Regions from separate parts of the Homo sapiens genome. Here region 2 is linked to region 1. Evidence: read pairs that join two places in POLR2A ChIA-PET (ENCODE). Cell type or tissue: PC-3. All regions are shown on one strand. Each heading gives the region's core, and the rest is flanking DNA. Links, peaks and the distances in the headings are about the cores only.

Region 1 (15,163 bases), core at 3,792-11,791:
ACAAGAACAGAAACAAACGACAACAACAAAAAACGCAGTTAAGCAAAACAAATGATCGCACAACTTATACAACTATTGAGCGCTCTAGTGGTGAGGAGAAATTAAGACAAGCTGGTTGTTAATCTTAACTTTAGCCAAGACAAACCCCAATTCAGTTACTTACCTAGGGATGGGTCTCAGGCTGAAGACTGCTCTCTATCACCCTAAAAGCAGGAAAAAACCCTCATCCTTCTTGTTGGAAGTGAGCTCAAACTCCATAAAGGAGTTACCTGCCTTCCGTTGTCATGGAAGCAGGAAAAACTTGCCTTCCTTGTTGGAAGCAAGTAAAACTCAAAAGAAAAAGGGAGTTGTACAGCAAAATAAACTTTAGATCTTGACCAAATTTTGGGAGATCAGGGATTCTCTGGAGGGGGTTCTCCCAGACCTCAGCAAATTGTCCTATTGGCTTGAGCCATAAAATTAGCTCATGCTGGTTCCAAGCACCAATAGATTTGTCAAAGGTCAGGGGCACCTCCGCTCAGAATCCCTTCATGGTTACCAAAACTTGAACCCAGAAAATTTGAGACAGGTCTCAGTTAAATTAGAAAGTTTATTTTGCCAACATTGAGGACACACACTTGTGACACAGCCTCAGGAGGTCCTGATGACATGTGGCCAAAATGCTCAGAGCACAGTATGCTTTTATACATTTTAGGGAGACATGAGACATCAATCAACGTATGTAAGGTGAACGTTGGTTCAGTCCAGAAAGACGGGACAACTCAAAGTGGGGAGGGGGCGTCCAGGTCATAGGTAGATAAGAGACAAATGGTTCCATTCTTTTGGGTTTCTGGTTAGCCTCTCCAAAGAAGGTAATCAGATATGCATTTATCTCAGTGAGCAGAGGGGTGACTGAATAGAACGGGAGACAGGTTTGCCCTAAGCAGTTCCCAGCTTGACTTTTCCTTTTAACTTAGTGATTTTTGGGGCCCCAAGATATTTTCCTTTTACACACTTTTAAACAACCACATCTCGCGAGGACAGTACCAAGAGAATGATATTTAACCATTCATGAGAAATCTGCACCCATGATCCAATCACCTCCCACCAAGCCCCATCTCCAACACTGGGGATTACATTTCAACATGAGATTTGGATAGGGACAACATCCAAACTATATCAGACTGGGTCTTGCTCTGTTGCTTAGGCGGGAAGTTTGACAGTTTCCTACAAAGTTAAACATACACTTACCATATGACCCATTAATCCCACTCCTAGGTATTTAAACCCTAGAGAAATGAAAGCTTATGCTCACACGAAAATTTGTGTGTAACTACTTATAGCAGCTTTATTCACAATCACCAAAATTGGAAACAACACAAATGCCTTTCAACCAGTAAATGAATAAACAAACCATGGGAACAGTCATACAATGGAATAGTACTTAGCAATAAAAAGGAATGAACTATTGATACATACAACACCACGGATTAATGTCATACACACTGAGTCTTAGGAGGTTACATTCTCTATGACTCTATTTATACGACATTTCAAAAACCTAACACCACAGTGACTGAAAACAGATCAGTAGATGCAGAGATTCAAGGGAGGGAGGTGTGACTATCGAGGTATATAAGAGGGGATTTTGAGGGGGTGATAGAACTGTTGGATAGTCTGATTTTGGTGGGGGCCACACAAATCTATACATATCTTAAAATTCACAGGAAGATTTTTTAAAATATACATATATATTTAAACAAAAAAGAATGGAAAGACACACGTGAAAATACCAACAGTGGGTTATTTCTTTGCAGTTGAATAAAGGTGATAGTTGAATAAAGGTGATTCCCCCCTTTTGACTATGTAATATTTCTATTTTTAGAAATAATGAACACACGTTTTCTTTGTAAAGAGATGTCATCGGCCGGGCGTGGTGGCCCATGCCTGCAATCCCAGCACTTTGGGAGGCCAAGGCAGGCGGATCACCTAAGGTTGGGAGTTCAATACCAGCCTGACAAACATGGAGAAACCCCATCTCTACTAAAAATACAAAATTAGCTGGGCATGGTGGCGCATGCCTGTAATCCCAGCTACTTGGGAGGCTGAGGCAGGAGAATCGCTTGAACCCAGGAGGCAGAGGTTGCGATGAGCCAAGATCGCACCATTGCACTCCAGCCTAGGCAACAAGAGCAAAACTCCATCTCAAAAAAAAAAAAAGAGAGATGTCGTCGTATAGAAAGGTAATATATATATTTATTTACGTATGTAAATGCATTTTGCTATTGGACTAACTTGAGTGATGCCTGGCCTTGTTTCATACTGGTTCAGCCTTCTGTGGGTAAAGGAGCTTCACCCCATTACTGGAGAAACATCTTTTGGATGAGATGTTTCTTTTACTTATAGAAGAACTGGCAGTGCTCTCATCTCTCCATCAATCTTCTGCTTTGCCATGGGCCATAGCGTGAAAAGTGCTGGCCTCCACTGCCTCATTAGGTTTCCCATTAGCATCCATTAACCAACAACTTTCATTTCTTGGTGTGCAGCCAGCATTCCTTAGGAAATGAAAAAAACATCGACGTGATGATGCCATCATCGACTAAATATCGGCTTCCCGTCCTCATCAAGTCTGGATTGTCTTGCAGGACTTTCATCAAGTATTAAGTATTAGGAAGCTGCCAGGAGTTCCAATGGCACTTGGCTTATTTGATTTTGCTTCACAAAAATAAACAAAGTTACACTGGGCGAAATTTTTAAATTGTTTTATCCAAAGATCTAGAGAGAAGAATGTAAACCAAGTGCATTTGGCCTCCTTAGTCAGTTTTTGCAGCACCCACGACAGAATTCTGAGATTCTGAGGAGCAGCATGGACCTCAGATGCACACCCCTAAGGGAAGATGGCAGTCAACACTCCCAGCCACGCTGGGGGATCCCAGCCTCCCGCATCCATTCCTGCCATGACTACCAGCAGTAAGTGAGGCCACAGGCATCCCACAGGGCAATGCTGTTTTTCAAAAATCCACAGTTGTTATCAGACACTATGCTTCAAGTTGGCAATTTGGTAGAGCAATTGTCTGCCTTTGAGAATGACACCACACAGCACAAAGATATCACTAAAGCCATTAACAGGCATTTGTAACCTCTTAAAGATTTGGCCTCGACTCCCATTATTAGTTCTGGAACCTAAAATAAAATCAAATAATTCTTTTTTTTGTTTGTTTGTTTGTTTTGTTTTTTTCAGGATGGAATTTTGCTCTTGTCGCCCAGGCTAGAGTGCAATGGCACGATCTCGGTTCACTGCAACCTCCACCTTCTGGGTTCAAGTGATTCTCCTGCTTCAGCCTCCCGAGTAGCTGGGCTTACAGGCACGTGCCACCACACCCAGCTAATTTTTGTATTTTTAGTAGAGATGGGGTTTCACCACATTGGCCAGGCCACTCTCAAACTCCTGACTTCAGGTGATCCACCCGCCTCAGCCTCCCAAAGTGCTGGGATTATAGGCGTGAGCCACCACTCCTGGCCCACAATCAAATAATTCTACATGCTTCAACAGCTACCCAAATATATATGTTAGTGCACAGGAAATAATCTGGAAGGATACACAACAGCTTAGTGAAAGCAGGTATTAAGATTGGAAGCGAGAAGACTTTAAATTTATCTATAACTCTTGAAGTTATTTATATTATTTGTGTAATTTAAAATTAATTTAAAACAACCTAAGTTTTAGAATCTTTTTTTTTTTTTTTTTTTTTTGAGACAAGGTCTTGTTCTGCCCCCAAGGCTGGAGTGCAGTGGTGGGAACACAGCTCATTGTAGCCTTGACCTCCTGGCTCAAGTGATCCTCCCAATTCAGTCTCCCAAGGAGCTGGGACTACAGGTATGTGCCACCATGCCCAGCTGTCTTTTAAATTTTTTGTGGCGACAGGACCTTGCTGTGTTGTTCAGGCTGGTCTGGAACTTCTGGGCTCAAGTGATCTTCCCACCTTGGACTCCCAATGTGGTGGAATTGTAGGCATGAGCTATCACACCTGGCTAGAATCTTGTTTTTTTTTTTTGTTTTAAAGATGAATAAATTCACCATTTTCTTGTTGTATAAGAGCAGGTGTTCTGAGGAGTTAAAGACAGATAGATTTGAGAGGAGTAAGGATCTTCCTTTACTTCCTTAGCTGTGGAAGTCTTGAGGGTTACACAGCACCCAAAGAAGGAACTGGGGTTTTATTGGCACTGAATAGGGAAGGGAGCTTGGTAGTGGAGAGGACCTTGGAGAAGTGGTGCAATGGGAGTCGATTTCTGGAGAGACTCAAATAGTCCTCAGATGGGACTGTCTGTTCTTCCTGCTGAGTGAATGTGAAAAGGAAGAATACCCAGAAATAAAGGGAAGAGAAAAAAGAGCACTAGGCAAAGGAGAAGAGAGGAGATTGGGAGGGCGCCTGTGGAGGGCAGTTTATGAAGACAGGAAATCAAGCAGCTGGCCACGGTAGGGGACAGACTCAGAACCATCCCCACCATAGGAGGGTGGAGATTTCACATAAAGGAGCTTCAGGGGCTGTATAAGGCCTTAGAGAAAGAGCATCACTCAAGCTGTGTGCCAGCTCAAAGGAAGATAGTGGCTTTTCCCTCCTTCCTTCCCTCCCTTCCTTCCTTCCTTCCTTCCTTCCTTCCTTCCTTCCTTCCCTCTCCTCCCTCCCTTCCTTCCTTCCCTCTCCTCCCTCCCTTCCTTCCTTCTTTCCTTCCTTCCTTTCTTATTTCCCCTTCCTTCCTTTCTTCCTTCCTTCCATCTCCTTCCTTCCTTCCATTCTCCTTCCTTCACTTCCTCCTTCTTCCTTCTCTTCTTCCTACCTTCCTTCCCTTCTTTCTTCCTTTCTCTTTCCTTCTCTTCCTTCCTCCCTCTTCCTTCCCTCTTTCCTGTATTTTTTCCTTCCTTCCTACTCTCCTTCCTTCCTTCTCTCCTTCCTTCTTTCCTTTTTTTGGAGAATCCAGAATGAGGACGTTTCAAAGAGGCCATGCCAGATAATGCAATGATCTTTTATTAGGAAATTACAGTCAGTGATTCAGTGCAGGAAAATGAGTCACTATATTAGGCTAAAAGCAATAGAAATTCACAAAAGTAACAGGGATGAATGTTCTACCAGGAAGGGAACAAGTTACTAAAATAAAATGCCATTGTTCTTAAATATAACCCACTTCTAACTGTGCAAGATTTCCAACTGAGAAATTTGAACTCCCTGATGATGCCCTTAAATTCTACTATTGTTTTTATGCTGGGTACAATGTGACATATTTTAATAAAAAAAGTAATATAATATTTCATATGACCCTCTTTTGTATACATAATTGTATTTTCCCCCTTTATTAAAATTTAATATATATATATATATTTTTTTCTTGAGACGGAGTCTTGCTGTGTCGCTCAGACTGGAGTGCAGTGGCATTATCTCAGCTCACTGCAACCTCTGCCTCCTGGGTTCAAGCAATTCTCCTGCCTCAGCCTCCTGAGTAGCTGGGATTACAGGTGCGCACCACCACCATGCCCGGCTAATTTTTTGTATTTTTAGTAGAGACGAGGTTTCACCCTGTTAGTCAGGCTGTTCTCGAACTCCTGACCTCGTGATCCATCCACATCGGCCTCCCAAAGTGCTGGGATTACAAGCATGAGCCACCATGCCCAGCCCTAAAATTTAATATATTACTGTCCAAGACATTATTAAAATGACGTGCATACTCGGTGTCTCTCAGAAAATAAAGTTCCAAGAATGATGATGGGTCATTTGACATTTGAAGAAAAGCATCTGTTTTTGAGAAAATTTTCTTTCCTTAACACATTTATTCATTGAATTCACTCACTCTTTCAGGTGTTTTGCATAGTTCTCTCTGGTAATAAAGTGAAGGAAATTTACCTGAAGATCAAGACTGTTTCTTGGCCGGGCACGGTGGCTCACGCCTGTAACCCCAGCACTTGAGAGGCCAAGGCAGGCAGATCACTTAAGGTCAGGAGTTTGAGACCAGCCTGGCCAACATGGTGAAACCCCGTCTCTACTAAAAATACAAAAAAATTAGCCAGGCGTGGTAGCACGTGCCTGTAATCCCAGCTACATGGGAGGCTGAGGCAGGAGAATCGATTGAACCCAGGAGGCAGAGGTTGCAGTGAGCTGAGATCGCCCCAAAGCACACTCCAGCCTGGGCGACAGAGTGAGATGCTGTCTTAAAAAAAAAAAAAAAGGACTGTAAAGACTGTTTCTTGTAAGTTGCATTGTCATCATAAAGCTGGATAGGGACTCAGAGCCCCCAGTGGCATTGAGGACACAGAGCTTGAGAGAGAGAATTATATGGTGGGGGACATAAGAGAACAAGCCTAGTTCATAAAAATTACTTTCCTAGGATTCCCGATATTAACTCTTTCCAGCTCCCTGAAGAGAATTGTAAAGGTTTCCATTCTGTTGAATAGAAAACATGAACCGAGTGAGGTGCTCTGCTAGGGAGCTGTGGGAGATGCCAGGCCGGTAGTGTAGTTGTTGTCCTCTGGGAGTTTGCAATAAAATAGGGGAGAAGAAGGTTTTGGTCTGGTTTTTTTGAGACAGGATCTTGCTCTATTATCCGGGCTGGGGTGAAGTGACACCATCACAGCTCATTGTAGCCTTGACCTCCTGGGCTCAAGCAATCCTCCCAGTTCAGCCTCCCAAGTAGCTGGGACTACAAGTGCATGCCACTGTGCCCAGCGGGCTCTCACTATGTTGCCTAGTCTGGTCTTGAACTCCTGGCTTCAAGGGATCCTCCCACTTTGCCACCCCAAAGCACTGGGATTATAGGCTTATATGAGCCACCACACTCAGCCAAGAAAAGACTTTTGATCAAGACTCTCATTAGAGACAAGCAATGGAAGTGCAATAATTAGGGGCACAAACAAAGTACAACTGGTCAACTGCAAGATAAAGAAATATAGTCATTTGACCAGGTAGGTCTAGGAAGTCAGTGAGTAGGATGTTAGCAGGTCTCTGAAGGTGGTTAGAATGTTGACCGATGAGGTACTGAGAGAAAAAAGGGAAGAGATTCCTGTGCTGGATCAGGCACAGAAGATGAAGAATGCAGGGTGTAGAATGGCTTGTTTAATTGGCCTGGCCTTGGGAGCCAGATGGTGTGAAAGGGAGGGGCATGTAGTGAATGGTGATGCTGAGAAAACCAGCGGGAGGCAGATGCAGTGTCTTGAAGCCCTTTTGGATCTTAGTATTTATTGTAATGGAGCGCCACTGAAGGTTTTCAAGGAAAGAAATGACAGATTGATATGTGTTCTTTAGAAAGACAGCCCCTGGCAGGAGTGTCTAGAATAGACTGTTGCAACAGAGCCATGACTTGCACAATGCCAAGGAGACCATTCACAACTCCATGCAGTGCAATGTGAATGGTGCCTTTTGGAATTATGTGGTGGGCAGCCCCAGGGAGTGGAGATGTCAGAGACAGAGTGATAGAGGTAGCAAGTAGGGATCTTCGATTGCAAGCAACAGAAACCGACCCTAATTAACTTAAGGAGGAAAAAATACATTGGAAGGATGGGGGTCATTCAAAGAGTTAAAAGATAAGAAAATACTTAGAGGAATCAGAGCTACTTCATAGATCTAATGGAGAATCTCTTCAGGATATTGCCATGGGGACAAATTACTTTCCATCACTTCCAGTCTTTTTGACACTCTACTCAAGAGTCAAGTTCCAGGGAGAGAGGATGATTGATTTATTTAAGGTCATGTGCTCTCTCCTTGGCCAAGAGACTATAAGGGCATCTTGGCCGAGTGCTGTGGAGCCCCTGGGAACAGTTTTCAGGTGTGGTTTGGCCAATTTCTTTTTTTGTTTGTTTTTGCTTTGGCCAATTTCTGTGAGACAGCACTGCAAAGATACCATCTCAATACTTGGCACAAAGGAAGTCCTGAAAAAAGTGATATTTTCCCCCTTTTCCCTGCAGGGAATCTTTGCAAATGTACCCCTTTACTTGAGATAAAGCATTTTTATTTATTTGTTTATTTATTTATTTATTGGAGATGGAGTCTCCTTCTGTCGCCAGGCTGGAGTGCAGCGGCACGATCTCAGCTCACTGCAACCTCTGCCTCCCGGGTTCAAGCAATTGTCCTGCCTCAGCCTCCTGAGTAGCTGGGACTACAGGCGTGTGCCACCACGCCCAGCTAATTTTTGTGTTTTTAGTAGAGACGGGGTTTCACCATGTTGACCAGGATGGTTTCGATCTCTTGACCTCATGATCTGCCCACCTCGGCCTCCCAAAGTGCTGGGATTACAGGCGTGAGCCACCTCACCCACCCTGAAATAAAGCATTTTAAAACATGCTCAAAGATTGAAAAAAGCTCTATAAGGAAAAACATGTTTATCATATATATATATATGAGCGGTTGCTGTGGAGCTAGCTGAGTTCCCTCTGTTTGCAGTGACTAACTTTATTAAGGCATTAGCAAACCTTGTTCCAGGAAAGCCTTGCCTTTCGAATGAAAATATCCAGGATTGGGTGAACATAGCTTGAGTCGCCCTATTTGGGTAATGACTCAGATTAGATATCCAGCTCTCAGTAATGTTAGTGTTTGCTTGGGTTTATGAAATATTTTATTGATCTAGGCATTTTGCTTTTTTTTTTTATTCTCCACCTGTTTGTGGGTAGATTTTTATGACTGGTATCAAATTCCTTATTTTACACGTGGACCTATATTTCATGCTTGATATTTGATAAAGGAAATTGAGCTGTTCTTTCTATTGCTTTAAGAGCAGTAGATCCTGGGGGTGAATGCTGTTGTGTGACACATCAAGACCAGCAAAAGCACAAGAGAAATGAGCTTTGAAAAGAGAGGTAATTACCTAAAATTAGATAAAGCCAAAACTGTTCTGTTAGGTAAATCCTGCTGCTAAATTGCCTTTAGCAAGCTAAGCATGGGATAATATTATGTTCTACCAAAAAAAAAAAAAAAAATCTAAAACCTTAGCCACAGGAAAGTGTGCTGAATATCAAGTGTTTTCAAGCGTTCTCTTATTTTTCTTTATTACTTTCCTGACTTGAAAAAAGACATGGCAAAGTGTAGTGACAATTGATTTAGGGCATGGGAAAGGGTGACCCGATTTTTAAAAATGTTCTCATAAATCAACAAATTAGTCTCCTTGAGATCATGAAGTGATGTTTCTGAGAAATTAGTGGCCTCATTCTGGAACCTAGTGGACAGGCTGTGTTTTCAAAACTAACAGCTTGTTCTAGTTGCCTTGCTTTAGTTGAAGGCTTAGTACCTCTACCAAAAGCTTCAAAGTAACGCAGGCATTGAGCTTCCCCAAGAAAAGGGCAGTAAAACAAACAATGTAGAAGCAAAGAACCAGGTGTCTTGGCAACATTGTAATTATGGCTGCTTGTGACGTTCTACAGGGATTTCTTCTTCAGGACTATGAATTTGGCCCATCAGGAGAACTTTGGCTAGCTAATACCTGCTGGGGAAATGTATGGGATCAGATCTCTGATTTATGAGATCCCTTCCAAGTGGGATCTGATAAATTATTAAAATAATAATTTTGAAATCTGTAACAATTTGAGAAAATACTTATGTCATAATGTTCCATGAAAGAAGCAAGATTTAAAAAATAAACTTTTCCGTGATTACAACTGTGTAATAATTATGGATATGTACAAACAAAGTCTCTAAAACAATAGCTAAAAATGAAAAAGGCCAGGTGTGGTGGCTCACGCCTGTAATCCCAGCACTTTGGGAGGCTGAGGAGGGAAGATAGCTACAGCCTGTGTTCAAGACTAGCCTGTTCCCATCAGCAGTAGACTGGATAAAGAAAATGTGGTGCCTGTACACCATGGAATACTACACAGACATGAAAAAGAATGAGATCATGTCCTTTGCAGAAGCACAGACGGAGCTGGAGGCTATCATCCTATGCGAACTAACATAGGAGCAGAAAACCAAATGCCATATGTTCTCACTTATAAGGGGGAGCTAAAGAGTGAGTAGATACGGACACAAAGAAGGGAAAGACAGACACTCGGGCCTACTTGAGGGTGGAGGGTTGGGGGAGGGTGAGGATCAAAAAACTACCTATTGAGGGCCAGGCGCAGTGGCTCACGCCTGTAATCGCAGCACTTTGGGAGGCAGAGGCAGGCAGATCACCTGAGGTCAGGAGTTCAAGACCAGCTTGGCCAACATGATGAAACCCTGTCTCTACTAAAAATACAAAAATTAGCTGGGCATGGTGGCGCATGCCTGTAATCCCAGCTATTTGGGAGGTTGAGGTAGGAGAATCGCTTGAACCTGGGAGGTGGAGTTTTCAGTGAGCCGAGAATGCGCCACTGCACTCCAGCCTGGGCAACAGAGCAAGATTCCATCTCAAACAAACAAACAAACAAACAAACAAAAAACCAAAAAAAAAAACCAACAAACACACACAAACCCCAAAACCCTACCTATTGGGTACTAGGCTTATTTATTACTTGAGTGACAAAATAATCTGTACACCAAAACCCCATGACATGGAATTTACCTATATAACAAACTTGCACATGGACCCTTGAACCTAAAATAAAAGTTTTTTTAAAAAAAGACTAGCTTGAACAACATATAAAACAATTTAAAATTTTTTTTAAAAGAAAAACATTTAATTTCTGGGGAGATTTTAGAAAACGCTTAGTTGATTTTGCCTTAATTCTGTTGTAGTTGATGCAAAAAGCAAAAGAAAGGCAAGGTGACATTCAAAATATTTTGTATGCTGTATTCTACACTGTGGAGGCTGCTCTAATAAGCAGCTGTAGTAATTACAGAGGGCACCAGATGGTGGCATGTAAACACAGCTTAGAGAGCCAGGTGGGCACTGGGCTTTTCCCACTGGGGTTCCAGAGTGGCCTCTCCCCCTCCAAGGTCTGGGCCCAGTCTGTTTGGGGGAGTGTCAAATGCAGATGGGAGCTGTTGGAGGCCCAGAATGTTGCTGGAGAGGGGTAGACACCAGGGCAGCCCTTCAGAACGCCCTACCTCAGCCCAGAGCAATGGGTGTGTTGGAGGCACTTGATGTGTTCAGGCATCATCTCCAGGTTTTAACAAGTGGCACAGCTGTAACAACGCCAATGAGCTGATAGGAGCCCTGATTACCAACAGTCTTGAAAGAGAGGGCCTGAGAGAATGCTTGCAAAGTTCTTACTTAGTGTAATCCCAGCACATGGGAAAGACTCCATACACGCTGGCTGTTGTAATAGGATCACAGTCCTGCTTACACTTTTATTATTATCAATAGGCAAAAAGCACACACCCTAGAGATTTTTCGAGGTTCCTTGAGGAGAGGATGGATGTCAGGTGTGGCCATCAGCCCCAGCGCTGAGAAGGGCTTATACAGACAGAATCTTCAGGTGGTATGACGACTTAGCTTCCCTGGCCTTTCTCCCCACTTCTGCCCATCGGTCATTACCTACCTCAGGACCCTCTAGTCATTATCGTGGAGAGGGGGACAAAGGAGGAAAATGCAGGTAGTTGAACCTGAGAGATGGTGCCAAATTGTCTTTTAATAACAGTTTTTTCTTCGAAACAACACAGAAATGCATGTCTGCACACAACAGGGACAGGATCCAGGAATTAGGAAGCCCCAACAAGAGTGCCAGGGGCACCCCAGAAAACCAGACACAAGGCTATGGCTGACCTTCTAACCTTCTCACTTCGTAAAAACAGAAGAGAACAAGTTCCTTCCTCAACTTGATACGTTAGCGTTTCTTGTAAATACATTTCCTGTGTCTAGTTCATCTTACTTTATAAACACAGACATCTGCTTTCAGTTTTGTTAAGAATGTGCTAAGAAATTCAGTTGAAAAACGCAATAAAGGATCCACAGAGGTCTGTCCTCACAGAACGAATCAGTGTTCAAACTAGTTCTGGAGGGAGACATTCAACATAGAGATGCCACAGGGCTACAAGCCAGCATTCCTGCTCGCTGAAGAAAGGCAACACTCGACACCCATGACCATCGATCCCATCTATTGGGGTGGAGGGTGGGGAATGCCTTCCATTACAGACTCAGTGTGACCTGTCTTCCCCGTCCTCCCATGAGGAGTCAGAGCCTTGGGAAGATGCCTGCAGAGTCATCACCACTGCATCCTCATCATGACCTGTATCTGTAGATTTTTCTCCCTTCAAGTACTATAATTTCCCACTGAACTCCGCTCTTTCTATTGGCTGACATACAGTATGTGCTTACTATGTGCTAGACATTGTACTAAGCAGTTTACATGGATTATTTCACTCTATGCTATTAGGGAAATAGTCTTATTGTGTCCATTTTACAGATGGAAAAACTGAGGCTGTCGATGGATGGATGGATGGATGGATGGATAGATAGATAGATGAATGGTGGGTAAAGCTGAGATACAAACCCAGTCTTAACCATTAAAACTGCCTTTATGAATAATAATGTAAGACAAAATAAATTTGAACTTCTTTAATTCAAGTCTACTGATCGATAGTGATAAGTATAAAATAATAATCATATCAAACACTTATAACAATCTTATAAGATAGGAGCCATAATCATAACTGTTTTACAGAAATGCCTAAAGTATTACTGGCCCTTTCAATGAAACCACATGCAGAAGAAGGAGAAACATACACAGACACACAGGCACACAGAACAGAAGCAGTCACATGTGCATTTGGAGCTGGATGCAGAAGTATACTTACAGGCAGAAGCAGATTGCCTTAGGTTGAGCTGTTGTAACAAAATACCATAGACTGGAAGGTGTTAACCAGGTGGATAGATTATCCCTCTATCCATAGATGGCTTAAGGAACAGACATTCATTTCTCATAGTTCTGTAGCCTGGGAAGGTGCCAGCAGATCTGCTTCTTTTGAGAGCTCTTTCCTGGCTTGTAGACAGCCACCTTCCTGCTGCTGTGTGCTCACATGGCCCTTCCTTGGTTTATGTAAATGGGAAGAGAGAAAGCTCTGGTGCCCCCACTTATTATAAGGGCACTAATTTCACCATGTGGCTCCCATCCTTGTGGCCTAATCTAGGCCTAATTACCTCTGAAAAGTTCCACCTCCAAATGTCATCATATTGTGGGGTAGGGCATCAACATATACATTTTGTGGGGGATACAAACATTTAGCCCATAACATAGATCTTATGCGGAAATCACAGAGGGATAGCTACACACAGAAAGTGGATCCTAATCATCCATCCATCAATCCACCCTTCTATCCATTGATTCATATGGTCACTTACTTACCCACACATCTATCCATCCATCCATCCATCCATCCATCCATCCATCCATCCATCCATCCACCCATCCACCCATCCATCCACCCACCCATCCATCCACCCATCCATCCACCCATCCATCCACCCATCCATCCACCCATCCATCCACCCATCCATCCATCCATCCATCCATCCACCCATCCATCCATCCACCCATCCATCCACCCATCCATCCATCCATGCAATTAATGTTTGTTTGTTGTGCATCGCCCTGAAGCCAGCGAGACCACGAACCCACTGGGAGGAACGAACAACTCCAGACGCGCCGCCTTAAGAGCTGTAACACTCACCGCGAAGGTCTGCAGCTTCACTCCTGAAGCCAGCGAGACCACGAACCCACCAGAAGGAAGAAACTCCGAACACATCTGAACATCAGAAGGAACAAACTCTGGACACGCTGCCTTTAAGAACTGTAACACTCACCACGAGGGTCCGTGGCTTCGTTCTTGAAGTCAGTGAGACCAAGAACCCATCAATTCTGGACACGGCATGATCTCAGCTCACTGCAACCTCTGCTTCCTGGGCTCAAGCAATTCCCCTGCCCCAGCCTCCTGAGTAGCTAGGATTACAGGTGTGTGCCACCATGCCCAGCTAATTTTTGTATTTTTAGTAGAGACGGGGGTTTCACCATGTTGGTCAGGCTGGTCTCGAACTCCTGACCTCATGATCTGCCCACCTCGGCCTCCCAAAGCGCTGGGATTACAGGCATAAGCCACCTTTCACTACATATTCTGAAAGCTTAAACACCTGAGAGAACTCAGAAAGAAAACGCACATGGATTGAGAACAGCATTAAGTTCTTTCCCAATAAGTTATTTCCCAATTTATCTGCATTTGTCTGAGTAAAGAAATACATTTCTAGTTGCAAAGTGAAATTATAAGCAGGTTCTTTCCCTTCAAAATGATTTTTCATCCTTCCAAGAGCCAGTGGGAAAATATGGGAAGAATTCATTTCCAAACAAGGCAGTTAAAGGTTACAACTTCTAACCATCAGGAGCCAAAGCCTGCTCATGCATGCTGATGGTGGACAGGGATTCAGGGGTCCTCAGGGAACTCATGTCCCCCCTCCTCTGGTCAGTGGAGGATCATTGCATTGACCAGCGAACCTCAGCAGTTTCAATGTAGCAATGCAGATGTCCATGGGCTGTGCTGCTGAGATGGCCTTTGGGTCTTCCCTCTTATGAGAGGGCTGAGTGTGGCCCTTATCCTTCTAAAGAGAGGTCTACAAAGCAGCGGGGCTGGGGTTACAAATTCATAGAGAATAGGCAGACAACTATGGGCTGGAGATGTCCAGGAAAAAATATCCACTGGCCATTTAAAATACTAAGCCAGGAGCCAATCACATATTTATATTAAAAATAGCAAGCTGCCCAAATCCAAATGATTTATTGCAATCAAGTTGCAACAGCAGACTTCCTACCTGGAGATATCAAATACTTAGTGGGTTATTTAAGTAACCAAAGCAAAAAAGTCTCATTACAAACAGGTATTTATTATGTGGACAAAGGGGTATTGTCCTTGCACTCTCTTATTAAAATACTCTTCAGTGAAATAGTTATCATTAATCCCATATCATAGATGAATAAACTGAGGTTCAGTAAGTTAAGAAGTTTACTCAGTTGTTTTAAACATTTGTCAAATCAGATGACTCCCTTCTCTGAAATAGGCCTATTTTTTTTCTCTCTCTCTCATGGAAAGATTTAAATTACACATAAATTGGGAGAATATACAAGAACTCTCCACGTACCCATCACGCAGGCATAACAAGCATCAAGTCATGGGTCTCTCTCTGTCACCCAGGCTGGAGTGTAGTGGCGTGATCATGGCTCATTGTAGCTTTGACCTCCTGGGCTCAAGCAAGACTCTTGCATCAGTATCCCAAATAGCTGAGACTACAGGCACATGCCACCATG
Region 2 (15,163 bases), core at 2,646-10,645, 48 kb before region 1:
ACATAGTGAGACCCTGTCTCTCCAAAAAATAAAAAAATTACCTGGGCATGGTGGGCATATCTGTAGTTCCAGCTACTCAGGAGGCTGAGGTGAGAGGATTTATTGAGCCTGGGAGTTCAAGGCTGCAGTGAGCCGTGGCCCAGCCCAGGCCACAGCGTGAGACTCAAAAAAGAAATAAATAAATACATACATAAAGATAAAAATCCTTGAAAATAAAGAATCAATAGTGAAATGAAAAATGTTGGTCAATACATTTATGGCTGGCTTACACCTTGGCCTTAAAATGTGCCTGCTCTGTCCCTTTAAGTTTGGGGCTTAGAGAATTTGTTTTAGTACAGATATGGATCCTGAAACATTCCAGAAGACTCAGGGAAAATGTTGGGTACACAATTTCTCCATTCTAAAGCTCTCCTTTTATTATATTTAACCTCAACTTCTACAACAAAGGATTAAATCTGAAAAGCACTAGGCCCCAAAAAGGGTCCTGTGTATGAGCAAGGAACAGTCCTTGCACAGAAACAGAAATGTGCCCAATGACATCCTACTAAGGGGAGTAACCTGCCTTCAAAGTCTGCCCCAAAGGGCAACACCTCCCCATGGGTTTGAGTATTTTGCTGGGTTTCCTTCTGTTTCCTGCTAGGGACTCCTGCTGTCTTCCCAGTTCACTAAGGGCATTACTGATATTCTTCCCACCCATCATTTCTCAAGGGCAAGACATAAGTAGAGAGATGGGGCTGAGAGGCTGCTGGAATATTTAAGATTGTAAAATTTAAAAAGCATGCCTGAAAACAGTCATCTGCTATAAGAAGAATGCAATACCATTCAAAGTAATCTTCCAAATACCCCAAGAGGGAAGAGGTGTTTCGCAAGTTACATGCCTGCCCTGCTCAATGGCACCCATGTCCATACACTTTGAGTTCCTTCCTCCTCAATGACTTCATCCCATTAGGCCTTTGAATCTACTGTGTTTAGGAAACTTTAAAAGTTACTGGCAATTTTAGGGTAGACAATTTCAGATTAGAATATTTGAAAGGGGCCGGGCATGGTGGCTCATGCCTGTAATCTCAGCACTTTGTGAGGTCGAGACAGGCAGATCACCTGAGGTCAAGAGTTTGAGACTAGCTTGGCCAACTTGGCAAAACCCCATCTCTACGAAAAATACAAAAATTAGCTGGGCATAGTGACACACGCCTGTAATTCCAGCTACTTGGGAGGCTGAGGCAGGAGAATCACTTGAACCCAGGAGGCGGAGGTTACAGTGAGCTGAGATCTTGCCACTGCACTCCAGCCTGAGCAATAGAGTGACACTCTGTCTCGAAAAAGAAAAAAAAAGTATTTGAAAGGCGTCAGACGGCGGCTCACGTCTATGTCTATAATCCCAACCCTTTGGAAGGCTGAGGCAGAAGGATTGCTTGAAGCCAGAAGTTCAGGACAAGCCTGGGCAACAGAGTGAGACCCTGTCTCTATAAAAAATTTAAAAATTGGCTGGATGTGGTGGTATGCATCTGTAGTCCTAGCCACTCAGGGGAGTGAGACAGGAGGATCACTTGAGACTAGGAGTCTGAGGCTGCAGTAACCTATGATTGTGCCACGTCACTCCAGCCTGGGTGACAGAGCAAGGCTCCATCTCTTAAAAAAAGAAAAGAAAAAAAAAGAATATTTGAAGAGGATATATTTACAGTCAAAACCAATCAACTTGTAGTGGATTAAATTTGCACAGTGATGTTTCTTTTCCCCCAGGGCTTCACAGTGTAGGTGCAGGTGCTGGAGGGAGTAAGACGGTTGGTGAGATGAATCTAGGCTTCGGGATTTGCTGGACAGATAATAAATGTTGTGCTCCATGTAATAAAATGTCGAGGGAGATGGGGGTGCCTCGTGAGAAAGCAGGGAAGGTGGCTATGGATGAGGTCTAAGACATAGCAGAGACGCGAAGCCAGGAGAGGAAGCTGTCGGGCTGGGGAATAACACCTGGAGTCAAGTTAGAGCCATCAGAACACACATTCTCATGTGGACAGATGCCCATGGTAGAGAGTTAAAGGAAAAATGCAAAGTGTGGCATATAGTATGTTAAAACAAATAAGTAAATCTAATCTATTTAATGTAAGCTTATAGGTGTATGAAAATTTTCAGGAAATTTTAATAACAAACTGTGAAGTGGAACTGCACATTTATTATTATTTATTCTTTTGCATCATTTAATTTTTTTATATGGTGATACATTATTATAATAAACTACTTTAATGTTTCTAAAAGCAAAAGACCATTGTTCTTTGTACAGTAGGAGAACAGATACAAAACAAACAGGGATTATGCAATGTGGAAGGATAATAGGCTTAAAAGATAACAGATTTAAAGGCAAAAGAATTCTGAGAGATGATGAAGTACATATGTTGAAAAGAATACCTTATATTGTGCTTAGTTTGGTTTAACTGGTGTTCGAAAAATGTACCAAAGATGTTCCAAATACATCAAAATAGAAAGGTTAGGCTAGGCATACTGGCTCAAATCTGTAATCTCAACACTTTGGGAGGCCGAGGCGGGCAAATCACTTGAGTTCAGGAGTTTGAGACCAGCCTGACCAATATGTTGGAACCCCATCTCTACTAAAAATACAAAAAGTTGGCTGGGCATGGTGCCATGCACCTATAGTCCCAGCTACTCGGGAAGCTGAGGCACGAGAATTGCTTGAACCCGGGAGGCAGAGGTTGCAGTGAGCTGAGATCTCACCACTACACTGCAGCCTGGGCGACAGAGCAAGACTCTGTCTGGAAAAAAAAAAGAAAGATTAGCTTCCAAAAATCCCAGTGCGGGAGCCCAGGCAGCATTGTACGTGCTAACGGAGAGTGTCTCTAGATACTGCTGGAAAACAGGGGGAAAGAGACACAGAGCAGCTGAGACAACCTCTCATGACTGGAAGCTGGGTTCCAGGACCCGGGTTTCAGGACCCTCTGTAAAGGAGGCAGAGCATCTGAGCCCTGCCCTTTAAGCCACCGTCTTAACATTCCTAACATTAGTTGCGTGAATGTTCATTAAGACAGACTTATCAATGACACACTGTGAGAAGGAGAAGGATCCTTCTAACTTTGATTTTAAGAACCTATTCCTAGATGAAAAAGAGAAATGAACTCCTCCTTAGCAATGATAGCTGAGTTATCTCAGGCTTTTCTTAAATAACAAAAACAAAAGCTGTAAGTAAATAATTATTATGTAACACTAAATACAAACCTTATATGGTGAAGGTTCAATTCTTTCCCCGAATAGTACCTGACCAAGATTTTCAGATGGGCGCTTTCCTTCTGATGCTTGGCAAAAATCAAACCTGGGAGAAGAATATTTAAATTTTTACACATAAAAGGGAACGATGAAATATCAAACACCTAGCCAATCTTGAGAGCAGATTAGGTACTGATCATTGTAGCAGCTCTAGTAGATGAGTAAGAAATCTATCCATACTCCAAGTCCTATGTACCACATCTCTCCTCATAAAAAAACAAAACACCTAAAATTATGCCTTCGAATATTTTTTTCTAAATAACATTCTCTTATTAGAATGCATATTACAATATCTTTTAATTGACTCATTATAATTCATTTTTGTTCACTCCAATAATAAAATTATTTAGATCCTTATTATTCAAGCAAATTTTGCATAACTTATCTCCTTGCTATTATCTAATTCAAATCTTTAATTAAAAATGACATTTCAGTAATGTATGTCAAGTCTACCTGCAGTTGTCTCATCTCAGTACACTTGCCAACACATCCCAATATGTGAAGCATGGCTAAAAAGACCCTCTGTGAAGAGTGCTGTGGAGAAGATGTAGTCAGTCACCTATAAGATTCCCTGTGTTGTAATTCCCTTGTATTACTAACCAACTTTAATAAAGTTCTGTTTAAACATTACAGCTTAATTTCAGCTTTGCCACAGAAAATTAAAGGGCAGTTCTGTGCTCACTCTGGAATGATATGGGGAATATCTGAGATCAGTACAGTAATAGTAACAGATTAGTGAGATTCCTAAAGAGGAAGGTGGGTCTCTGGTGATTAAAAAAAAAAAAAAACTGGGGCTGGGAAGTTCCCAAATGAAGATTCTCCACAGATCCACTGACTTTTCCTAAGAATATCCACAAAGATTTAAAGATGTTTAACAAAACAAAAACTGGAAAAAAATTTAAGTATCCAATAATTAGATGAATTATAGTCTACCCATTCATGTCTTCTGTATTCTTTTCTTAGACATACTTAGATATATGAATTCTTTAGGATAGTCGTAACTTTTTTGTGTATACTTTTCTCTACAGCAAACTATTTTCTTTTAAAACTCTTAAACAGCTGAGAAATTAAACTAAATTTTAGCAACAGTTTTAGACCCAATATGGTATACAATGGTCAAATGAATAAAGGATATTCATGCAGCGTTTTTCACAATATCAAAAAACTGGGCCAGGCACAATGGCTCATGCCTGTAATCCCAGCACCTTGGGAGGCCAAGGTGTAAGGATCACTTGAACCCAAGAGTTTAAGGACAGCCTGGACAACAGAGTGGTACTCCATCACCACAAAAAATTAAAAAAAAAAAAAAAAAAAAAAATTAGCTGGGCATGGTTGCACACGCCTGTAGTCCCAGCTATTCAGGAGGCTGAGATGAGAGGATCACCTAAGCCCAGGATGTTGTGGCTGCAGTGAGCCATGATCGTGCCACTGCACTCCAGCCTGGGCAACAGAGCAAGACCTTGTCTCAAAAGCAAACAAAGAACCTGGAAATAATCAAATGTTGGTAAATAGGAAACTAGTGAAAGTAAGTGTACATGGAATCTATACAATTTCTAAAATGGAAATAATAACAGCTACTAAAAAGAGTGAGGTAGCTATGTATTGACATGGAAAGATGCCCACAATGTATTCAATGAGAAAAACAAGGTGCCAATCAAAAATAATAGTATGGGCCAGGTGCAGTGGCTCACGCCTGTAATCCCATCACTTTGGGAGGCCAAGGTGGGTGAATCATTTGAGCCCAGGAGTTTGAGACCAGCCTGGCTAACATGGTGAAACCCATCTCTACCAAAAATACAAAACTTAGCCAGACGTGGTGGCATGCATCTATAATCCCAGCTACTTGCGAGGCTGAGGCAGGAGATTCGCCTGAACGCGGGAGGCAGAGGTTGCAGCAAGCCAAGATTGCGCCACTGTACTTGAGCCTGGGCAATACAGTGAGACTCTGTCTCAAAAAAATAAAAATAAAAATAAATACTATGAATCTACTTCTGTTTAAAACAAAAATGTATAAATGTGATTATATAGATTAGACTATTTATTCAGAGAAAAAATGTGGAGGTAGACATCAAAGTAGTTATTTCTGGGAACTGATTATGTGGGACATAAAAATTTTGTTTAAAAATATGTGGAGCTATTTATAATTTTAAAATGTTAAGAAAACAAAATAGCTTTTTGTTTAGTCAGATAAAAAAAGAAATCCATTGTTTAGTCAGTGCTTCTGTTGTATTACAAAGAAACATTAAAAAAAAGATCACATTTTTAACCACACCTTGGAAGAGTACACCTTAAAAAATATTTTCAGGCTTGTCCATAACTGTGAGAAAACAAAGTTCTCAATGTACAAAATTCTGATGAGTCACATAAAATTTTATATAAAAGCCAAGCTGAAAAACTTACGCTGTGTATTCATAAGGAAGAACTGATTCCACTGAATCAAGTCTGTTCACAAATAGTTCTATTTCGGCCTGAAAATAAGGAAACACAAAATTAGAATATAAACAACAGGACACAAAGCCTTAAGTCATGCTTAGAATTAAAAAAGAATTTGACATGTCTGAAATGTAAAATGTTATAATTCCAGTCAACTTTAAACAATTCTCTTACAAATCCATTCACTGACTGGATTTATATACATTTAAAATATACCAAAGTAAGGCCAGGAATGGTGGCTCACACCTGTAATGCCAGCCCCTTAGGAGGCTGAGGTGGGAGATCACTTGAGGCCAGGAGTTTGTGACTAGCCCGGGCAATACAGCGAGACCCCGTTCCTACAAAAATTTTTTTTTAATTTTTTAAAATTAGCTGGGCACAATGGCATGAGCCTGTATTCCTAGCTACTTGTGAGGCTGAGGCAGGAAGATCACTTGAGCCCAGGAGTTTGAAGTTACAGTGAGCTATGATGGCGCCACTGCACTCCAGCCTGGGTGACAGAGCAAGGCTGTGTCTTAAAATTTTTTTAAATAATTAATTTTAAAAATACACAAATAATTTTCAGAGTTGCAAATGTCTCCAATAGTTTTTAAATGCTTTCTAAATTTTCTAAAAAATTAATAAGATATTTTAACTAAAAGCATTTATCATATTAATATAGATGCTGTTTTTAAAAATCTGGTTTCCAAATTTGGTATTACACTCTGCAGCACAAAAATTTTTAAACAAATTTTTTTAGCATTTTCACAGCAAGCAACCAAGAAATGCTGCCAAGTTGGTTAGAAATTTCTAGATTAACTATACTGGAAATACAATTCCATGCACATGTACTCTTAAACACACAGGGATAGCCAATGACCACATGGTCTAACTTTGAAGGACCTCTTCCATCAATTTAAGAACACTGAACTACAAGGTAGTAGCAGTGAAGAAGGTGGCAATGACCAGATCAAGCTCAACAACAGGGTAGAGGGAGATAAGCTGTATCAACTTCCTGGGAAATATAGGCTAATTTTAAGCTACACTTTCCTACTGAAGCTTCCAAAATTTCTCCCAGGTGTAGCTGAAGTCCTACAGGACCCATAACACTGACCCACCCTCTCAAAAAAGGAGCTCAGGCTACTCATGACAGAATTTACTAGCTGAAGAAGCCAGCAAGTCACGTGTGCCCTGAAGTACCTTTGGTGCTAATCAAAAAATGATTAAGAGCTGTTCAGCTGGGACAAGTATTTATTTTATAGAGTTAGAGCTGTACACTGCCTTTGGACTAGTCATGAGGCTTCTGGGAGTGCCACGGAGCCACACTTGTCATTTTGATTTCACTTACTAGTGCTGTCAACAGTCCTCTACACTTGCTAACATCCCCCAAAGCAAGACGAGACGGTTGGTGTACAATCAAAACAAATCAATAGTCCACTGCCACCAGAAAGGCAGCAAAACACAGCAGGCAAGATTACAGGTTCTGTGGTCAAACTGCCTGGGTTCAAATCCCGGGGCCATCACTTGTCTAACTGTGTGACTGTGGTCAAATTATTAAACATTTGACCACATGGGTCAAATGTGCTTCATGGGTGCTTCAGTTTCCTTAACTGCAAAATGAGGATAACAGTATTTCTCGGCTGGGCACAGTGGCTCATGCCTGTAACCCCAGCACTTTGGGAGGCCAAGGCGGGCGGATCACCTGAGGTCAGGAGATTGAGACCAGCCTGGTCAACATGGCGAAACCCCGTTTCTACTAAAAATACAAAATTAGCCGGGTGTATTGGCACATACCTGTAATCCCAGCTACTGGGGAGGCTGGGGCAGGAGAATTGCTTGAACCCTGGAGGCAGAGGTTGCAGTGAGCCAAGATCACACCACTACACTCCAGCCTGGGCAACAGAGCGAAACTCCGTTTCAAAAAAAAAAAAAAAACCAGTATTTCTCATAGGGATAGGGAGATTAAATAAGTTAACGTTTACAAAGTACTCCAAATAGTGCCTGACACATGAAATGCTATGCATTTGTTAAAATAAAACCAAATAAATTTAGTAATATTCAGAAGAGGGAAGTGTTCATCCACTAAAATGCTCACCCAATATTCATGCTATACAACAGAGGGCATTAGCCTTTGCATGTAATACCGACAACAGCATCATATGTGGCCCCTACACCTCTACTCAAGTGAAATTATAATGCAACAGCAACACAGACTTCAACACAGCTAACAAGGTAATAGGACATGATATTGTAGCAATACAGCATGCTTGAATTAACACAAATACATACAACCGTTGTGAAGACAAAATTCCCATTTAATGGCTTCCTTTGCCAAAATAATTTCCACTAATTAGAAAGGGTCAACACTGCTATGAAGATATGTCAGAATTCAAATGATCCATTTAACATAAAGAAGACTGAAGGGTCTCCAAAATACTAGTCCAGTTCCTATCTCTCGATTTCCTTCTAGGAAGGAATGCAGCTATTATACTCTACACAACTTTTCTATGTTTTGTTTTTCAAAATCTGTACAGCACTGTCAACACATAAGCCATGTCCCTCTTGCTACAATTAAGCGTATTCCTCACTCTCAACCTTTCTCAGCACGAAATGATTAAGAAGCAAGACTCTGAAGCTAGGCTGTGTGGGTTTAAATCCTGCCTCTGACACTAGTTGTGTGATTCTAGGCAAGTTTCTTCACTTCCCTGTTCCTCAACGTTCTGATCTGTAGAACAGAAGTGATAATAATCCCTACTTCAAGAAGTTTTTGAGAAGATTCAAGAGCAGCACCTGGCATAAAGTACCGTATTTACTATTACATAGCCATGTCCAGCAGAGTTTTAAGCAATGATGGAAATGTTCTTCAAATATGGTGGCCACCAGCCACATGTGGCTATTGGGCACTTGGAATGCAGTCAATGTAGCTGAAGAACTGAATTTTAAGTTGTATTTAATTAAATGTAAATAGTCCCAGGAGGCTAACGGCCTCTGTGTTAGACCAGAAACAGAAAGAACAGCACGGGAAAGAACAGCATGATGCTCAGCACCCTTTACGGCCATGTGTCACTTAACGACAGGGATGTGTTTGGAGAAACGTGTTATTAGGGGATTTTGTTGTGGGACTATCACAGAGCATACCCACACAAATCTAGATGGTGTAGCCTACTACACACCTGGGGGTATATATATGGTGTGGTCCATCACATACTTAAACAACATGGGATTGTACTAAATACTGTGGGCAACTGTTAACACAATGGTATTTGTGTAGCTAAACACATCTAAACATAGAATAGGTACAATCAAAATGCAGTCTAAAAGGAGAAAATGTTACACCTGCATAGGGCACTTACCATGAATAGAACTTGCAAGGCTGGAAGCTGCTCTGGGTGAGTGAGCGGTGAATGAATGTGAAGGCCTAGGACACTACTGTACACAACTGTAGACTTACACACTGTAAACTTAGGCTATGCTAAATTTTTTAAAAATAAGGTAATTACACTGTGATGTTACAATGGCTATGATGTCACTAGGCAATAGGAATTTTTAGCTCCATTATCATCTTATAAGGCCACTGGTCTGTCGTTGACCAAAACGTTATGCGGTTCATGACTGTATACAGTGTTTCTTCATCTATTTAACATTTTTCCTCTAGCCACTACAATCTTTTCTTTTCCTGGAAAAATGACGCTAATTTTATTAGTCTATCCAAGAGGCTGGCAAACTTTTCCTGTAAAGGGCCAGAGAGTAATGTCTTAGGCTTTACAGGACATTGGGTCTCTGCCACTGCCGTAGTGCAAAAGCAGCCGTAGACACTACATCCACAAGTGAGCATGGCTGTAGCCCAATAAAACTTTCACTTACGGCACTGATATTTTATTCTCATGTAATTTTCACTCATCCCTAAATATTATCCTTCTTTTGATTTGTTTTCTCCAACCACTTAAAAATGTAAAAATAATTCTTAGCCTGAAGGCCCTATAAAAACAAGCAGTAAGCTGGATTAGAATTCTAGTACTTCCTTCAGCACTGTTTTCCAGGTATTTTTCACTATTATTTGAATTCAAATCTCAGAGGGTCGAACACAAGGCATAAAGTTTGAAAGCCTGAGGCCATGTGAAAAATTTTAGGACACTGTCTCAGGGCATATAAATTTAGGGTAAATGTTTCTCCCATTTCTACCCAATTGATGAAGTAATACAAATTTTTGCTTAGCTTATGATGTCCTCTCTGAAGTTTCATGGGACAACTTTTGGCTCTAAGAGTCTAAGATTGAGGGAAAACATTATTCTCATTTTCTGCACTCTCTCCTATCTCCTTTGAGTCTCAATCTTCTGAATCACCTATCTCCTTGATCATGCCAGCTGCTCTTCTCAGGACCTTGCCCTATTCTCATATCCTTCTTAAAAGGCATGTCATAGAGAATTACAGCAAAGTTTAAGATTTACATGTTAAAGTTTCATGTAAGTATAGAATAACACTGTTACTTTCATTAGCCTTTCTACCCAGAAGCTTAAATTCTTCATGGACAGTTCTTTATTTCCTTCCTATGTTCTAAACTGACAGCTTGGAGCTCATCATCTCAAAAACATGGTAACTGTTTCTCTTCAGATATACTTTCTCAATTTGTCCTTGAGCAAATTAATTTACTTTTTGCTGTCTCATATAACTTGAAGAGAGCTTCTGAAAATATATTTTCATTAGCTTTACATTATGCTACATACAGAGATTTGTACCACTAGCAAATTAAAGTATTTCATGTGCATTCTCTTTTCTAAATTTAAAACCCAAATTAGCCTCAAGCACCAGTCCTGGAAATCTCCACTGTCAGCACTCCCCATGGATTTCTCTCACTCCACCTCACTCAGCCCTTAAGCCAACCCAAGCCACACTTCCTTTAAATTCCATTTTAACCTTTAAAAAACAATGTTGTCAAAACTTTAGAAATCAAACTCATTGGCTCCTTCTAAAACTACAGCAAATCTTCCAGTAACTCTAGAGACCAGGAAAACTTCTTTTCCAGAAACCATGTTAATCTTCTGTTTATAAAACTTGGTGTCATTTAAACCAATTACTATCACTCTTATTCCATTTCAGTACATAGCCCACGGGGGGTTTTCACACCCTTTCCTCCCTCATTTTCTTATCTACATGTTATTAGTTTTTATCCATCTACGTTTGGCATTTCATCTAATATCTAATACCCATTAAATGTACCTTATTTGTCAACCCTTCCTGATCTGATGAAGCAGCTTCCAATTCTCCTTAGAAAGAATGTATCATCAGAATGCTGGGTTCACTTCAAATCCTAGGTCTACTTTTATTAAGTGCTCTTGGGCAAGTAATAATTTTGAATGTGGGAACTGAATGATATCATAATAAAATAGAAAACAGTACACGCAGAAGCTGGTCCATAATTGGCACACAATAACTATAACAAATAATAAACATAGCAGCTGTAATCTATTATCTTAAAGAAACTGCCATTCCTGAGTCTGAATAAAGGTTTATCAGCATAAGGGTTTCTGTGAAAGGCTCTTCCTTCCTCTCGTCTCCCATCCATCCAAGTAGTGCAACTAGGCTATTCCAGTGTTTTTAAAGGACACTAAGACAGTCAGCCTTCTGAACCTTATTAATGCCTATCCATTATACTTGTCCTGGCCACTAGTCTAGGGAAAAGGAAGATAATAACTATCACGCACAATTCTGATAGTAGCCTCATGAACTAGGGATTCCTTGCTTCTTTAACACGAGGAAACAAGTTAAAAAGCTGGACTGCAGAAACAAAGTAGGTAAACTCAACTGTTGCTACCGTAACTTTTTATTTCTGATGCTTTTATTCCTCTACTTTTCTTCCTTCTTGTCTCTTCTGACACCTTTCCACACTACTTTTGTAAGAAAGTCTATCATAGATATCAACACTAAATTATGGACCTATTTTTGATGTTCAGCAAAGTAATCAAACACAGCTTGAATATTCAGTTCATCTTAGCTTTCACAGCACTTTTATTCTTCCTTTTCTAAATTGTGAGGATCTGAAATTTCAAGAATTACCATCTCACACATGCTGAGGAATGTGAAGTCAATTAAAATTAAAGTCAACCTTAACACAGAATATAGAATACAGCCATTTACAATATATTTGTAAATATGCTACATTTGCAATAACTCTAAATATCAACTCTTGCAGCAAGACAAAGAAATTTCAAAAGTGTCATAAGAATGAGATCCTCCTAATATGTCAGTGGAACAATTGTTAAAAATTGGAAGAAAGGAAATGAGACTGCCGGGGAGTTTATATAGTTCAATAAAGAGCTTCAAGCTGAACCATGTGAAAGTATGCCACAGATGTCATGACATTCACCCCTATAAAACATAAATACACACAAATAAGACAAGTATGAAAAAATGTAAACAACTGTTGATTCTAGGTGGTCTAGGTGAGTGAAAGGTGATCATTACACTACTCTTTCAACTTTTTGAATTTTGAAAACTGTCACAATTAAAAGCCAGAAAAAGGGCTTTGAAGTTGAGAGTAGACCTTAGTCTCACTGTAAAGCAACAGAAGGCAAACAAAAACAATAAGAAAGATTTAAAAAGTAAAATTTAGGGTGGAAAAGTGTTCCAGGAGCAGGAACGATGATCTCAGGAGAAGCCAATTTATTAAATAGGAAAAAAATAGTAGAATTTGCAATATATTTGAAAACCAAAGAACATTTACAACAACAGATCCTGAAGACCACGAGAAACTCAATCAGCCAATACATGTATTTAATGCCCACAAAGTCCTATACTAGACATTTTGGATGACAAAATAATACAAATTCATGAACACTTGCCTTCAAAGAATTTATAATCCAGATGGAAACACAACGCATGTGTTTGAATATATGTCCTTGTCTAAATCTCATGTCAAATTGTATTCTCCAGTGTTGGAGGTGGAGCTTGCTGGGAGGTGACTGGATCATGAGGGTGAATTTCTAATGAATGGTTTAGCACCATCTCTCTTGGTGCTGTCCTCCTGATAATGAGTTCTTGTGAGATCTGGTTGTTTGTAAAGTGTGGCACCTGCCCCCACTCTCTCTTGCTCCTGTGTAACCATATGACACGCCTGCTCCTGCTTCATCTCCTGCCATGAGTAAAAGCTTCCTGAGGCCTCCCCAGAAGCAGAGTGATGTCGGTGCATGCTTGTACAGCCTGCAGAATCGTGAGCCAATTAAACCTCTTTTCTTTATAAATTACCCAGTCTCAGGTATTTCTTTATAGCAATGCAAGAAGAGCCTAACAAAGAAAATTGGTGCCGAGGATGGGGTGTTGTTATAAAGATACCTGAAAATGTGGAACTGGTTTTGGAACTGGGAAACAGGCAGAGTTTGGAGGGCTCAGAAGAAGATAGGAAGATGAGGCAAAGTTTGGAACTTCTTAAGAGACTGTTTAAATGGTTGTGACCAAAACATTGATAGTGATATGGACAGTAAAGTCAGGCTGCTGAGGTCTGAGATGGAAATGAGAAGGTTACTGGGAACTTGTGCAAAGGTCACACGTGTTACGTCTCAGCAAAGAGCTTGACTTGCATTCTATTCATGCCCTAGGGATCTGTGGAACTCTGCACTAAAGAGTGACAACCTAGTATATATGGTAGAAGAAATTTTTAAGCAGCAAAGTATTCAAGAGGTAACCTGGCTGCTTCTAACAGCCTATCTTAGCTGAAGGGTCAAATAAATGATTTAAAGCTGGAATTTATATTTAAACAGGAAGCAGAGCACAAACATTCAGAAAATTTGCAGCCTAACCATGTGGCAAAGAAAAAAAAAGTTTTTTCTGGAGAGAAATTCAAGCAGGCTGTGGGGCAACCGCATGCTACAGATATCTGCATAACTAAAAGGGAGCCAAGTGCTAATATCCAAGACTACGGGGAAAAGGCTTCAAAGGTATTTCAGAGACCTTTGCAGCAGCCCCTCCCACCACAGGCCCAGAGGCCCAGGAGGACTGAATGGGTTTATAGGTCAGACCCAGGGCCCCACTGCCCTGTGCAGCCTTGGGATCCCAGCATTCAGGCCACTCCAGCTCCAGCCATGGCTCAAAGAGGCTGAGGTACAGCTTGGGCTGCCATTTACAGAATGCAAGCCGTAAGTCTTGGTGGCTTCCATGTGGTGTTAAGCCTGCAGGCACACAGAGTTCAAGAGCGAAGAATGCTTGGCAGCCTCTGCCTAGATTTCAGAGGATGAGAAAACCTGGGTGCCCAGGTAGAAGCCTGCTGCAGGGATGGAGCCCCCACAAAGCACCTTTAGTAGGGCAGTGTGGAGGGGAAATGTGGTGTTGGAGCCCCATTCAGAGTCCCCGCCAGGGTACTGCCTAGTGGAGCTGTGAGAAGGGGGACATTGTCCTCCAGACTCCAGAATAGTAGATTCATTGGCAGCTTACACCCTGTGCCTGGAAAAGCTACAGGCACTGAACAACCTGTGAGAACAGCTGTGGGGGTTGAACCTTGTAAAGCTACAATGGTGGAGCTGCCCAAGGCCTGGGAATATTTACCCAATGCCTATAGCCCCTTTGTGTCTTGGAAGTAAGTAACTTGTTTTTGCTTTTTTATTTTACAGGCTCATAGGTAGAAGGGACTTTCCTTGTCTCAAATGAGACTTGGGCTTGGGACTTTTGAATTAATGCTGCAGTCAGTTAAGATTTTGGGAGACTATTAGGAAGGCATGATTGTATTTTGCAATATAAGAAGGACATGAGATTTGAGTATTTTTCCCCACTCAAATCTTATGTCAAGCTGTAATCCCTAATGCTGGAGGTAGGGCCTGGTGGGAGGTGACTAGATCATGGGGGTAGATGTCTAATGAATGGGTTGGCACCACTCCCTTGGTGCTGCCCTCATGATGGTGAGTGAGTCCTTGTGAGATCTGCTTGTTGTAAAGTGTGGCATCTCGCTCAACAGAAAACTCTTTCACTCCTGCTTTTACCATGTGACATGCCTGCTCCTGCTTCACCTTCTGCCATGAGTAAAAATTTCCTGAGGTTCCCACTAGAAGTCGAGCGATGTCCGTGCCATGCTTGTACAGCCTGCAGAACTGTGGGCCAATTAAACATCTTTTCTTTATAAATTACCCAGTCTCAGGTATTTCTTTACAGCAACACAAGAACAGCCTAATACAGCATATATTAAAAAAAAAATGACAGCACTTATTTATATGTTCTTGGAGTAGCTACTGAATCTCTGGGGTGTGTGTGTGTGTGTGTGTGTGTGTGTGTGTGTGTGTGTTTTGTTTGCCTTTTTTTTCCCACTCTAAACATCTTTATTCACCATCCAAAAGAGTTAAGTCCATCTCCTCCCAGAAATTTGCCTTAAATAGAGACAGATGACTCTAGATTATCACTGATGTGACTAGAAAGAACTTCAAGGTTTACTTGCTTCACATTCCCACTTTCAAACTGTCCCCACCTAGGTTATTTCAAGCATGCAAAATTTTGACAA

Evidence for each region. Peaks named below come from ENCODE experiments on the same cell type or tissue, not always from the same donor. Only the 100,000 strongest peaks of a DNase experiment are listed, where the experiment ranks them.
Region 2: POLR2A ChIA-PET joins it to region 1 with 7 read pairs; 13 of 35 experiments call an interaction of 5 or more read pairs at or near these places.

Annotation. Positions count from the first base shown.
Region 1 is chr13:99,461,298-99,476,460 of GRCh38, reverse strand. No RefSeq gene overlaps it. Among named protein-coding and RNA genes, the nearest start is that of LINC01232, 30 kb to the left of the region's middle. In PC-3, for the core only: no CTCF peak of the experiment used is centred there; a DNase peak (open chromatin) is centred at 8,480; H3K4me3 peaks cover 287 bases; H3K27ac peaks cover 2,584 bases.
Region 2 is chr13:99,508,192-99,523,354 of GRCh38, reverse strand. TM9SF2 (transmembrane 9 superfamily member 2) reads right to left here. Exons shown (of 17, transcript NM_004800.3): 2 at 5,674-5,741; 3 at 3,226-3,319. Among named protein-coding and RNA genes, the nearest start is that of TM9SF2, 14 kb to the right of the region's middle. In PC-3, for the core only: no CTCF peak of the experiment used is centred there; no DNase peak of the experiment used is centred there; H3K27ac peaks cover 2,539 bases.